Regions from separate parts of the Homo sapiens genome. Here regions 2 and 3 are each linked to region 1. A link is a loop called in an ENCODE intact Hi-C map of the cell type or tissue named here. Cell type or tissue: PC-9. All regions are shown on one strand. Region 1 has its middle 62 kb from the start of TRIM2. Region 2 overlaps TRIM2 (tripartite motif containing 2). Region 3 holds the start of LOC105377496 (a long non-coding RNA gene).

Evidence for each region. Hi-C counts contacts between places; a loop is a spot of excess contacts. Peaks named below come from ENCODE experiments on the same cell type or tissue, not always from the same donor. Only the 100,000 strongest peaks of a DNase experiment are listed, where the experiment ranks them.
Region 2: a loop joins it to region 1, with 4 times the contacts of the local background. A loop is called at or near these places in 21 of 110 quality-filtered maps.
Region 3: it touches region 1 in a loop (7-fold over the local background); 13 of 110 quality-filtered maps call a loop at or near these places.

The regions. Positions count from the first base shown.
Region 1 is chr4:153,141,623-153,144,122 of GRCh38, reverse strand. No RefSeq gene overlaps it. Among named protein-coding and RNA genes, the nearest start is that of TRIM2, 62 kb to the left of the region's middle. In PC-9, CTCF peaks have their summits at 766 and 965 (motif pointing left); DNase peaks (open chromatin) are centred at 232, 772 and 992; H3K4me3 peaks cover 935 bases; H3K27ac peaks cover 1,017 bases.
Region 2 is chr4:153,222,967-153,225,466 of GRCh38, reverse strand. All of the region lies in intron 1 of TRIM2 (tripartite motif containing 2), which reads right to left. Among named protein-coding and RNA genes, the nearest start is that of TRIM2, 20 kb to the right of the region's middle. RefSeq lists a silencer at 2,354-2,500. In PC-9, no CTCF peak of the experiment used is centred here; a DNase peak (open chromatin) is centred at 1,296; H3K4me3 peaks cover 727 bases; H3K27ac peaks cover 2,207 bases.
Region 3 is chr4:153,248,168-153,250,667 of GRCh38, reverse strand. All of the region lies in intron 1 of TRIM2 (tripartite motif containing 2), which reads right to left. LOC105377496 (a long non-coding RNA gene) reads left to right here and starts at 2,129. Exons shown (of 3, transcript XR_939360.4): 1 at 2,129-2,248. RefSeq lists an enhancer at 937-986. In PC-9, no CTCF peak of the experiment used is centred here; DNase peaks (open chromatin) are centred at 877 and 1,457; H3K4me3 peaks cover 2,054 bases; H3K27ac peaks cover 1,717 bases.

The sequences.
Region 1 (2,500 bases):
TGTGCACTCAAGAGTGTCACCATATGGGCTGAGATGGAGGACATTCAGCAGCCAAGGGCTGCGTCTGTGGGCTGCTGTGTCTGACCTCGCTGATCTCCTTCCATTTCCAGTCTTCTTTTGTTACCACAGACTAAGCATCCTATTTCACCTCAAGGCTTAAATCCAAGGTTTTCCTTTTAATGCATACATAATTCGTCTAAGCATTAAAACATAGTATTAGTCAGAGGGCAATGTGATTGGAATCAGGTGAGAAATCAATGGAAGCCAAAGAATGCAGAGGCCTTTGGGCTGGAGCCAACAGCCCCTTCGGAGAGGACTGAGGCCAGGAAGGCACCAGACGTTTCTCTGTTTAGGGAATGAATTACATCATCCATTCATTTGACCTTGGTCTTCAGTTACTTATCTATAAATGCCACACCCTCCTCCTTTCCAGGTCAGAACCAAGGTGCAAAAATGCCAAATGCCAAAATCCTTCCTGGTTATTGTGATCGATCAACAGGAAAAAAACAAAACAAAAAATAACAACAACAAAACACACACACAAGAATCAGGCATTTCTCTTGTCTTTGTATAGAAATCTGTAAGCACAAATTGTATAAATTTGGTGGCTTCTCTTAAAATGTAATGTAGTACACATTGGCTATTTGATACCCTGCATCTATATTCTCTCCTGGATACAAGAACACAGATTTCAAGAGTGAATTTGGCTTGAGTGGGACTGAACCCTCCCCAAGTGCCTGGAGTGGTTTCTGGCTGGCTTAAACCAATGGGCACACCCACCATGGCCCCAAGCCAAATGGACTGGTTTGGAGACTGGCACTACCAAATCAGAGGCAACAAGCCAGGAGGACATTTGCCGGGGCTTTTGGGAAGAATAAACCTATTTTATAGTAGCTCTGAAAAAGAGACCACCCTTTTTACCCGAATGGTGAATTTTGGAGCAGCTACAGCCTTTTTCCAGTAATCGAGATCCTGGAGCAGCCTCTGGGGCCACCTTGTGGAATCTGTGGATAAAGCCAACACCATATAAAGCAGATTGAGGACAGAAGGCAGGCTGTTGGTGACATTTTTTGAGCTGCTGGATCAAATGTCACCTGAAATTATTACCTTTAGAGTTTTAGTTACCATTAAGTCAATAAACTACCTTTCTCTTATAGGCCAGCCTGGTTTCAATTTCCTTTTGTATTTTGTGCAAATCACTTTCATTTGTAATTTTTTTAAAAAATTTTTATTTATTTATTTATTTATTTATTTATTTTATTTATTTATTTTTTGAGACAAGGTCTTCCTCTGTTGCCCAGGCTAGAGTGCAGTGGCGCCATCTCAGCTCACTGCAACCTCCGCATCCCAGGTTCAAGCAATTCTCGTGCCTCAGTCACTGAGTAGTGGGGATTACAGGTGTGTGTCAACACACCCGGCTAATTTTTGTGTTTTTAGTAGAGACGGGGTTTCGCCATGTTGCCCAGGCTGGTCTTGAACTCCTGAACTCAAGTGATCTGCCTGCCTCGGCCTCCCAAAGTGCTGGGATTACAGGCGTGAGCCACCATGGCTGGCCAAGTCTGTTCTTAACCAGTTCTCCATACTCTTCTCAAGTCAAACCTGTCTACCACAGTTGAAATCATTCCAGTATTTCATCCAAACAACAGTCATTCATTACTACCTTACCCTAATCCAACCGGAGATCATGAAAGCTCTTTTCTGTAAATGAACCACCCTCCACCTGCCCTGAAATTCCTGCCACTCTTTGTCTCTCAGGGCTGACACAGAGGAGGAGAGAACTCCTTGCAGAAGTGGGAAAGTTGTGGGTTTGGAGATTCACACTTTGCTTTCCCACCCATCAGTTAAAATCTTGGGCACCCTCAGTCGGAAATCTCCCTTTCGCAGACCAAAGCAGGCAGCTCCTTTGGAGAAGCCTAGAGCCCTTCCACCTCCTCTTCATTTCTGTGGCTGCCTGGCAGCTGCTGGCTGCACACCTGTGCACAGGGCTCCATTGTTTTCCCTGTGCACTTGTCTCATGCTTTCTCTTAAAATGTTGCCCCTTCTCATTCTTGAAGCACAAAAGCACATAGCATGGGTCTAATATATTGTCAACAATTTTTTTTTTGAAATAGAAAGAAAGAGGCTGGGCATGGTGGTTCATGCCTGTAATCCCGGCACTTTGGGAGGCCAAGGCGGGTGGATCACCTGAGGTCAGGATTCCGAGACTAGCCTGGCCAACATGGCAAAACCCTGTCTCTACTAAAAATACATATTAGCCGGGCATGGTAGCACATGCCTGTAATCCCAGCTACTCTGGAGGCTGAGGCAGAAGAATCACTTGAACCCAGGAGGCAGAGGTTTCAGTGAGCTGAGATGTATCACTGCGCTCCAGTGTGGACTACAGAGCAAGACTCTGTTAAAGCAAAAAAAAAAAAGAAAGAAAGGGAAGGGAAGGGAAGGGAGGAGGGAGGGAGGGAGGGAGGGAAGGTAGGAAGGAAGGAATGAAGGGAGGGAGGGAGGG
Region 2 (2,500 bases), 81 kb before region 1:
TATGCCAGCCTTTGCCTCAAGCCTTTTAAGATAACATTCACAGAATAGCCTCTCAAACAGACATTCTAAGCAGGAAGTCTTTTCTCAAGAAACCAAAAAGGAAAACCATCATTGTTCCTGTCTTCATCATTAGTAGCAGCATCAAAAGCATTTGCCAGGTGCTGACCCGCCAGCATAAACTTTTAGTACCTGTACAAATCAAGCTAAAGCTGTCTTTGGGAATTTATAATCTAAGACATATTTGATATAAACCAAGCAGTGTCATTTTTCATGGAGTGGTGAAAGAAGGAGAAAGTTCTGATAATGTTATTGCACCAGGATTTCAGGGCTTCAAGATGTCATTTTCAAAGCTTCCTAGGGCCTTGCTATATTACCCCGTTGAGTTATCATCATTGAATAGGCCAAATTCTTACCAATCAGCACTAGGAGAGGTAGTGAGTAACTGCTGCTCAGAAAAGGCCAAGTAAACAGATCATTCCTGACACACAAAATAACTATCCAACCTCTTTCTAGAGTAGTCAATGGTCAGAAATTGAAAGGATAGAATTCAACCCAAGGACAGACTAAAGAAAAGGTCAGAGAATAAGATGTTAATTCTCACTGAGACTATCTAACCCATTTATATTTAGTGTCTTATAACAACTTCCTTCCATTTGTATTTAAATTTGAAGTAGAAATCAGGAAGCTGTGCAAGTCAGCATTAAAATGATGATGCAAGAAAAATATTCAAGATGTGAGTGTGATGCTTATTTTTGACAGATACAATGGAATTTCTAGTGGAGGATTTAATCGACATAGAATTTTCCAGGAAAATAAAGGCAGGAATTGGAAAAATGTTCTCAGGGAATACTGATAAGAGACAGTCATCTAAACAAACCTTGTCAGTGATGGTATCCTAGATTCCATGATCCAAAGTAGAGTTATGGTGGGTAGCTAAATGGGATTATACAGAAAAGGATAGAAAGAAAAGGGAGGCTGCCAGGAAAAGAATGAGTTAAAAGAATGAGTTAATGAGGGCAAATGGGATGTGGTGTTCTGTACCTAGCCCAGAACAGGCCAGATTACCTCACCTAGAAGACTTTTCATTAGTGTAGATGGCCCTGCCCAACTCAGCCCTAAGGGAATCCATATTTACCCTAAGGGAGAAGGGAGGTGGAGTTCATTTTAATTGATCCTTCATTGTTATATGAACCTAAGTTGGAAAGGGAAGGAAATGCAATGTGTATCACAAAGAATTTAATCAAGTACTTTCTATCTCTAGTTAAGGGTGAGGTAGTCAAAGCCTTCTGACTCACCCCTGCTCTTTTGTTTCTTGGAGCTGAAGGGCAGGTACCAGTTCTGCCAAAGATGAAATCAAGTGGAAATTTGAGAGGAAAGGTCACGTGGAGCTGGGAAGCAGTGGACCCAGCACAATACCTCCTCCCACCCCCTGGGAAAGGAACCCTCAATACAAGTTGTCAGGCAACAACTCTTAACTACATTCTAAAAATATTGATGTAAAATTTAATCTCCATTTTTAGAAGAAAACAATGAAAAAAGGCATAGATGTGCATACTGCTGCAAGAACAACCCCTCACACCCTAAGGGGCTAGCCTAATCTTTGGATGGCTGGAATTCTAAGTGCTCTAAAATTAACTCTTTAAAAGTCTTTGAATCTAAAGCTGTCTCTGTTCCATAAATTAAAGCTGGTGATTTCCCGGGAAAGCAAAGGGGCCTGGTGGAAGGCATCAGTTGCTCCATGGGGTTGGATTACAGGTCGGAACGAATTTGGGGTTCACAGAATGCTTTGGATCTGACAGGCATTTAGTGAGACGAACCGTCCTCCACACTCCCAGCTTTTTATCTACTTTGTCAGCGGCATGCAGCTTTCAACACCGGGCAAGTATTTTCAGAATACATACACCAACCAGAAAGAGCCCTGCAAACCCTCAAAAGTCACCATCTCCCTGCTCTAATAAGCCCGAACTGTAGTACGAGCTGGGGCAAAGAATAAAAGAGGAGGCTAAAGGAAGGAAAGTAGTTTTAGGAAAATGACCAAACATGTTTTTAAAGAAAAAGAGGAAGCCGATCTTTTCAAAATTACTACAGTCCTGCTTTCAGATTGCTCAGTATCTTTTTTTCTCTGCAAAATGACTTTGAAAGCTATCCTGCATGACGCGGGTGACTGAGGACGGCAGAGGTCCGCGACTCCCGGGAGAGCTCCGCGGGCAGGGCCTGGGAGCCGCGCGGCGTCCAGGTTCTGCTGCTCAGCGGCCCTGTTGCTGACAGCTCTGCGCCGCGCCGACCCACTGCACCCGCTCCAGGCCGGCTGCCAGCCCCGCAGCGCCCGTCCGGAAATGGACTCTGGGCAGGCTTCCCGCACGCTCCGGCCACCGGACCTTGCCCGGGCGGGAGGGTTCCCAGGGCACAGCCCGAGCCACGACTTACTACGAGACGGCGACTCGCTTCGCGGGAACAGCGCGCGCTCCGGAGTGGCCTGGGCCTCACCCCTCGGGCCTGG
Region 3 (2,500 bases), 110 kb before region 1:
CCAGGCTCTATCCTTCTATTAATTACCTCTGAGGTCCTGGCACTTTTCTCATATTGACTCATATTGGACATAAATTCATGCCCAGCAACCCTATCCAAGGAGGAATTTTGGTTGGTCTGGTATCATTTATTCTTATGGAACTCAGGATGCTTTTTTTTCTAGGTACTAACAAACCATCCCATTAATATTCCTTCTCTAGCATTACTCTTGATAGGGAGTTCTGTAGTTTTGTAGAAAAGACTGAAGTAGGCCTGGTGTGGTGGCTCACGCCTGTAATCCCAGCACTTTTGGAGGCCAAGGTGGGCAGATCCCTTGAGATCAGGCGCTCGAGACCAGCCTGGTCAACATGGCAAAACCCCGTCACTACTAAAAATACATAAATTAGCCAGGCATGGTGGCGCGTGCCTGTAGTCCCAGCTACTTGGGAGGCTGAGGCAGGAGAATCACTTGAACCCAAGAAGCTGAGGTTGTAGTAAGCTGAGATGGGGCCTCTGTACTCCAGTCTGGGTGACAGAGTGAGGCCCTGTCTTTAAAAAAGAAAAGAAAAGAAAAAAAAAAAGACAAGCAAAACACAAGGCTCTGCCATGCACTGATTATTAAATGCCCAAGTAATAACATGTCTACTCCTTCATTATTCTTTGTCCTGCTCTGACTGTAACAAAAAGCAAAAGCACGCAAACACAAAGCTCTTTTGTTTCGCCCATTGCTTGGCCTCGAGAATTCAAAGTTGACTCTATCTATCTTGAGTATACCCGGAATGTAATCTCCCGGTGCTAACTATGGGTTCCTGATTGCATCCGTGTCCACATCGATGTGCACATCGGTATCAAGTATTGTTTTTCTCTTAAGCAGAGCTCCATTACCACACTTCTCATTTTAACAATTAAATTCAAGGCGGTGTCAAGTTCCTGCTTGCCTCACCAGTTTACCTTGTTTAATTAATGCAGTGGTTTTGACTACAGGGCTGGGATTTAAGAGTTCGGGAGTCTCCGTGGGCGACTGAGCTGGTGGAGGCTGAACAGAGGCCCCCAGGGCCGGGGCGGGAGCAGGGAGGTGGCCGAGGCGGGAGCAGGGAGGTGGCCGAGGCGGACGCGCTGCTAATAATGCCTGCCTCTTCCACACATGCTTTCCTCTCGGTCCCAGATAGTGGATTACTTTTAGACCAACATGTAATTCAGAGAGAACCTCGCAAATGTTCCTCTCTACTGACCAAATCACCCGACCTCTACGATTCCATCCTGCGGTCATAACCACCGACCTGGGGAAATCTCAGACAGCCCCGGCCACGCATGCCAGGCGGAGCCCTAGGGGCTTTCACCCCGCAGGCTCTGCCGGGGCCCGGGCTCCATAGCAACAGGCCCCGCCCCGAGGCGGGAGCCGAGCTGCGCTCAGGCGGAAGAAAAGAAGGCGGGTCCCCTCCACCCAGATGGCGATTGCGCGCCGGTATTCCGAACCTCTGTCTTTCCCCCACCCCCTCTAGGTTTCCTTTTCTAACCTTTTTGTCTCACCAGGAAATAGAACCACTTTGTAAAAGAACTGATTCAAGTGGTGGCGATGTGGGGAAGAGGAGGGAGTAAGGCCCGCGGTGACAGCATTAAAAGCTGGGAGCCCTGGGGATCGCCCCCGCCTGGCCCTCCAGCAACAGGAGTTCTCCCGACTGTGGCCTTTTCCCGTGTCCGGGGTCCACAGCTCTTTGCCTGCTAACCCTGGAGGGTTCTAAGCCGATGCGCCCATGCTGGGGGTGGGACTTTCTCCGAGTAACATGCTTGGGTTTCCATGCTTTGAAACCTGGAGGTGACACTGAAGTAGGAGCCTGGGCACCTTGGCAGAGGGAGCTAATCAGAGGACAGGGGAATCTGACACCATCCTCAGAAGGCTGCCCCTCCAACATGTTACCAGAAGAGTATTTTCCTAAGCAACCTGCCTGGCACTACAACTCAGGGTCACTTTCATCCACGATTAGAATCCTATGATGAAAGTCAGAATGCATCTGCGATTAAGGCACGGGCTCTGGAGACATATCTGGATTTGCTTTATCTGCAGGTTGCTCCTTGCCTGTCTGTTAGCTCGTTTGTAAAATGCTACCTCCTAATGCCATTGTGATGATTAAATGATCCAGTGTGTCACTGTCAGCCCCATGCCTAACACACAGTAAGTCTCAGGTGCGGTAGTGGAGAAGAGGATGGGCTCTAGAGCCAAGAATGGGTTTGGATCCTGGCTCTGCCACTTACAAGTTGTATAACCCTGGGTAAGTAATTTAACCTGTATTCCTCAATTACCTCAAGTGTACGGGGGATGACAAGGGTACTGACTACATAGCGTTGTTAGGAGAAGGAAATGGTTTGTTTAGTCTATGTAAAGAACCTGATCTAGGCCGGGTGCGGTGGCTCACGCCTGTAATCTCAGCACTTTGGGAGGCTGAGACAGGTGGATCACCTGAGCTCAGGAGTTCAAGACTAGCCTGGCCAACATGGTGAAACCCTGTCTCTATTAAAAGTAT